Linked DNA regions of Mus musculus: region 2 is linked to region 1. The links are chromatin contacts, found by Hi-C or POLR2A ChIA-PET in ENCODE. All regions are on one chromosome and are shown on one strand. Each heading gives the region's core, a stretch centred on a gene start or an enhancer-like site at or near the end of the contact. The rest is flanking DNA. Distances are from core to core; before and after follow the strand shown. Region 1 holds the start of 4930417O13Rik (RIKEN cDNA 4930417O13 gene). Region 2 holds the start of Tapbpl (TAP binding protein-like).

Evidence for each region. A loop is a pair of places that touch in the nucleus more often than their neighbours do. ChIA-PET counts read pairs that join two places held with the same protein, here RNA polymerase II (POLR2A).
Region 2: a map of left cerebral cortex shows a loop between it and region 1 (2.4-fold over the local background). The contact joins the promoter of Tapbpl here to the promoter of 4930417O13Rik in region 1. A Hi-C loop is called at or near these places in 12 of 37 maps with a recorded cell type or tissue (CH12.LX, CH12F3, T-helper 1 cell and 7 more). POLR2A ChIA-PET finds 5 or more read pairs at or near these places in 2 of 5 experiments (Patski and embryonic stem cell).

The regions. Positions count from the first base shown.
Region 1 is chr6:125,264,107-125,266,955 of GRCm38, reverse strand. It overlaps 4930417O13Rik (RIKEN cDNA 4930417O13 gene), which reads right to left and starts at 1,431. Exons shown (of 4, transcript NR_015527.1): 1 at 887-1,431; 2 at 430-556.
Region 2 is chr6:125,230,397-125,233,245 of GRCm38, reverse strand. It overlaps Tapbpl (TAP binding protein-like), which reads left to right and starts at 1,386. Exons shown (of 7, transcript NM_145391.2): 1 at 1,386-1,712; 2 at 2,449-2,691; 3 at 2,829-2,849. The coding sequence starts at 1,649. It overlaps Cd27 (CD27 antigen), which reads left to right. Exons shown (of 6, transcript NM_001033126.2): 6 at 1-624. It overlaps E130112N10Rik (RIKEN cDNA E130112N10 gene), which reads right to left and starts at 1,977. Exons shown (of 2, transcript NR_015604.3): 1 at 1,892-1,977.

The DNA of each region.
Region 1 (2,849 bases), core at 182-2,681:
CGTGGTGGTGTGAATCTGTAGTCTCAGGGCTTGAGAGGAGGAGGAGGCAGGAGGACAAGGGTCTGGGCAGTAAGTACTAAGTCATTGGACTACACAGACAGCCCTTGTCTTAAAAAATAAAAAGGATCAGAGCTGGCAGGGGGTGGCTCACAACCATCCATAATGAGATCTGACGCCCTCTTCTGGTGCGTCTGAAGACAGCTACAGTGTACTTATGCATAATAATAAATAAATCTTTGGGCTGAAGCGAGCAGGGACTGAGCGAGCAGGATTGACCAGAGTGAGCAGAGGTCCTAAAAAAATTCAATGACCAACAACCACATAAAGGCTCACAACCATCTGTACAGCTATAGTGTACTCACATACATAAAATAAGTAAATCTTTAAAAAATAATAATAAAAAGGATCAGAAAACACACAGAAACTCACGTCATCTCTTATTCTAGTCCCTTGCCAGTCCACCACATCCTTCAGCATGGAAATGTGTTAGTCACGTCTCAGCCCCAGAAGTCTCCACACGGCCCGTCCTGAAGTTCGCACTTTCCCACTGGGAACCCTAGGAAGGGTGATATTCTGTTCCACCTGCCCGCCCCGTGCCTTGACCTCCCGGGTTCCTTTACTCTTTGCCTGGAACCCTGACTTCTCATGCTGCTCTCACGCCTGGCAGAGAAGGCAGGAGCTGGTGACTGAGTCGTTCCAGGACACATTTACCAGCCCTGCGTCCTGCGCAGCTCAGTACCTGACACCATTGCTCACATGCTCCCTAGGAGCATCAGCACCGATCCACCCACCCTCCCGGTTACAGCACAGACAGACTCATTCAAAGTCCTTGAGCAGCTCACCCCACTAACAACCAGAGAAGCAGAGGGCAAACAGACATTTATACCTCCAATGGTCCAGTATTTCTTCAGTTCTTTGCCATCTGACTGACTCTTGGATTTTTCCTTGGATTTTCACCTCAGCCTCCTCTGGCCCCGCCTTGCCTGTGTCTATCATTTACAAACCTCCCTAGGCAATAGGCTCATGAAAATGCCCATCCTGGTCTAACTTGTAGGTGAAAGAGAAGAATCAGTTATCCAGTTTTGACATGGGCAAAGCATGAATAAACAGCTCTCCAGTCAGTAAGTACAGGCAAAAGGCATGTGACAAAATGTGACGGTAGCCAGGCATGGTGTCACACACCTGAAGTGTCAGCACTTGGGCTATCCTCAGAGGTCAGCCTAGGCTACCTCAAAAACATTAGAAAAGAAAAAGAGAAAAGAAATATGACCACAGCCTGTGCCCACTAAAGGGGTCCCTGTTCCTTCAGAAGGGGCTAGCCCAAATCCTACAGGAGTGAAGGGTCAGGACATCGAGAGCTCTGTAGACCCAAACTTACACTTCTGCTCAAACTCTCCCAGGCCAGGGAGCCCTCAGAAGCGAAGGCAGTGTGGGAATAATTAGTCAGACACGCTTCCCTTTGTGTCACAGAATCTAACTCGCCATCTATGACTTCAGAGAAGTTACGTGACAACAGCAGCACACGGTGTCATAGCAACACACCTACACGTCCTGCTGCCACCTTCCTGCCCGCAGAGAAAACAGCTGCCTTCTTCAAAAGTCAACACAGCCAGGCACTGTGCCGCTCATCTGCCACCTCCAGCACTTGGGAGGGAGACACGTGGAGTCAGGCTGAGGCTAGCAGAAACTACAGGAGACCCTGTCTAAATAGAAAAATAAGTAACGTAAGCAGCGGGTAGCCTGACATCAGCTGGGTGAAGTGTCACAGTGTCACTTAGTGCTTAGGAGTAGAGACAGAATCAGGTGTTCACGGTCATTCTTAGCCACAAAATCAATTTGAGGCCATCCTGGAATACATGAGACACTGGTTTTTTTTAATTAATTAATCAACTAATTAATTAATTTAAAAAACAAAGGAACCAAGAGTGCATATCTTTAATCCCAGCACTGGGGAGGCAGAGGCAGGCAGTTCCCTGTGAGTTCAAAGTTAGCCTGGTTGACAAAGCAAGTTCACGGACAGGCAGAGCTCTCTTTCAGAGAAACCCTGTCTCAGAAACAAAACAAGAAAAAACTAGGGGAGGGGGGAATTCCACTTACCATAGCATCAGAAAGATTAAAACCTTACCAAGAAAGTCAACAAATAAATTGTAAGACTTCTACAATGAAAAGTCACAAAACATTGTTTAAAGGCATTTAGTACTAAATATATCAGAAGATTTGGTGTTCATGGGTTGGAAAACCTGATTGTGTTATTGTGATAATTCTGCCAACTCCCACCAGTGAGTCCAAGACAATGCCTATAAAAATTTCAATTGCCCCTTTTTGCAGAAATGAAACTGATCCTAAAAGTCATACGGCGATTCAAGAGGCACGGAATAGCCAAAATACTTTAGAGAGGCCAGAAAGATGGTTCAGCAATTAAAGACATTTGCCACCAAGCCTGGCTACCTGAACTGAATCCCTGGGACCTCCAACGGTGGCAGGAGAGCATCAACTTCTGTAAACTGACCTCTGACCTCCACATACGTGCCGCGACACACTCCCACCCACACCACACACAAAATGAGTGAACAAATTAGTGTAAAAACAAAACATTATTTCAGAAAAGATCAAAACCCACTAACTCATTCTTTCCAGTTTCCTTTCTCTTCTCTTCTGAGACAGGTCTCGCTATGTAGCGCAGGCTGAACTTTTACTTACAGTAATCCTCCTGCCTCTGCCACCTTACTGCTGGGATTACATAAGCATACAGTACCACTCCGAGTTTATACTTCTTGATGTCAAAACTTACTATAAAACTGTAATCAAAACTGTGAGAGCGACATAAAGATGGACATAGATTAATGGAA
Region 2 (2,849 bases), core at 137-2,636, 34 kb after region 1:
CCCCTGTCATGGTCATCAGAACCCTTTCCTGTGAATACTCAACAAACTGCCCTTCTGAGACCAACAGGGACAAGAGCAGGATCCCAGTGTGTGGCCCAGCAAGCTGGGGAGACTCAGGCTCTAGCTATAAAGCACACTTACTCTAAGTGAAACCGTCCAGCTGACAAAACTACATGCCAGGGGTGGAAATGGCTCACCAAGGGCTCCAGAGGGGGCTTGGCAGTGAGGAGCACGAAGTGTTCCTCCAGAGGACCAGAGTTTGATTCCCAGCACTGTCAAATGGATCGAAACCAGCTGTAACTCTACTTTCAGAGGGTCTGACACCTTTGACCTCCTCTGGCATCTACAAACACAGGACGGACACACACACACACACACACACACACACACACACACACACGATTAAAAATAATAATTTTTTTTAAAAAAATGGAATGAGCCACCGGCAGGTGCCCTGGTACCAGAAGGACTGACTGCCGTGAGAGACACTATCTACAGACACACAGACTTCCTGGCCTTGGTTCTGTCTTCTCTGTAAGTTGTGACAGTGCTGTGGGAAAGCTGAGGCTGAGACTTTCTCTCAGTTGAGCTAAAACTATAAATAAATTCATTTGTCTACTTCTATACACATTGTCCCTTCTCTCTGTGCAGGCAAACACTGGAACCCGGAGCCAAGCCTTACGGCCCAGGGACTCTAGTAACAAGCCAGCTATGGACACTCTCCATGTGCTATTCCCCTTCCTACAGAATGAGGGTAGGGGAACAAGAGGAGGAGGAGGAAGAAGAAAAAAAAGAAGGGACAGTGAACTAGGAAGAAGGATAGTGTAAATGCTAACTTCAAATACGCACACCTACAACTGAAACAAACAAACAAACAATCCCTCAGTGTGGCCCTGAGCTTGTAATTCAAGGGGTTAAGTGGTGTGACAAGGGCGGGGCTTGGAGTAGAGACAGCAGGAGATCACTGCTGTGCTTGTTGGCTACCAAACAATTCCAGGTTCAGAAAGAGACCCTGTCTCTGAAGAATAAGGTGGGGTAATAGAGCAAGACACCCAGTGCCCTCACCGAGCCTCCACACACAGGCAGGGCTGGGCATACTCACCCACACAAGTGTATACACCGCATATACACAAATACAAGTTAAAAGTGAGACTTCACATAGCTGTCCAGCCTCCTAAAATTCCAATCCTAGAACTAGGCCACACCCCATCTCGTCTGTTCGATCACAGATCTGAACAGGGAGTTGTCACCAGGGCAGACCCAAAGGATTTAACATGGACTGAAAGGAAGAAGGGTCCAGAGTACCGGGGAATCTATCTTCTGGCTCCACCCCCTCTCCAGCCCTCTCATAGTTGGGGCTGATGGGAAAGCTGATGTGGTGATACCAGGTTTTGAAATCACCTGGGGATTTCTTGGGTGCGGGGTGGACCTTAGGGAGAACAGAAAGCAGAGCTGGCTGCAGCCATTACTGGCCTCGGGCGGGCGGCCACAGAGGCAGTTGAAGTGAAAGTGAAAGAGAAACGATAAGAGAACGGAGACCACAGGTGCTAAGTGAGGGTGCTCACAGAACCCCCTCTTCAGCCAGAGATCACTAGCAGGGGAACTGTGGAGAAGGCAGCCAGCAAGGAAGAGCCTGAGAGTAGCCTCCATGGGCTTGGAGCCCAGCTGGTATCTGCTGCTCTGTTTGGCTGTCTCTGGGGCAGCAGGGACTGGTGAGTGCGGAGACCAGGCTGGGGCCTGGGGGACTGGGGGGGAGGAAGCGCCAAGCTAAAGGAGCCCCAGGAAGCCACCTTCTCAGAACAGCACCAGCTTGTCTGCTAAGCCCAGCAAATGAGTGCGGCACTCACAACATGCGGAACCAGTTTGGAGAGGGGTACGGCAGAGAACTCACAGAAAAGGGGGGCTTCCTCGATGGGAAGGCAGGGTGTTAGCATTCTGTGGGACAGCTCACTGCCCTGAGTTGAATCCTTAGAAGAGGAAGGGGCTCCCCAGGCTAAGAAATCATTGGGTTGGTGACTCCTGGTGGGCGTGGCTATGGCAGAAAGCAGAGGCCTCTGGGAAAGTTGGGTGATGAGAAAAAGGTTGTCAATGTCCCTAGGAACAGCAGTGTCTTGGCTCCTCTCCCCTGTGGCAGTATTTCTTATTCCTTTTTTTTTTTTTTTTTTTTAACCTGAGAATTCCTTTCCAGAAATTCCCTTGCATCCCACAGCTGAGACTCAGAAATACAAAGCATAAACCCCTCTGGCTTTGATCAGGACAGATCTAGGACTTGAAATAACTCACAGAGCCGCTGCCTGAGTAGCAGGTGCCTCAGCAGAAGCTGGGTTTATAGATGACACCAGGACAGCGGGGCTCAGAAGGCACCTTTACCTGCTGCTCAGCCCGGGGCTTGGTGAAGGGGTGGGAAGAGTGTGGAGGACGAGGGTGCTTGTTCCACTTTCCCTGCAGACCCTCCCACAGCGCCCACCACAGCAGAAAGACAGCGGCAGCCCACGGACATCATCTTAGACTGCTTCTTGGTGACAGAAGACAGGCACCGCGGGGCTTTTGCCAGCAGTGGGGACAGGGAGAGGGCCTTGCTTGTGCTGAAGCAGGTACCAGTGCTGGATGATGGCTCCCTGGAAGGCATCACAGATTTCCAGGGGAGCACTGAGACCAAACAGGATTCACCTGTTATCTTTGAGGCCTCAGGTAAAATCTCCCCATCCTAGGCTTCCTCCACAGGAACAGCCCCGTTCCCAGTTCTATCTACCCACGCCTGCCCCCCCCCCCCCCCGGTCTGGCGTTGTCCATCCAACATTACTTCTGTATGCTGCCCTTCTCCCCAGTGGACTTGGTACAGATTCCCC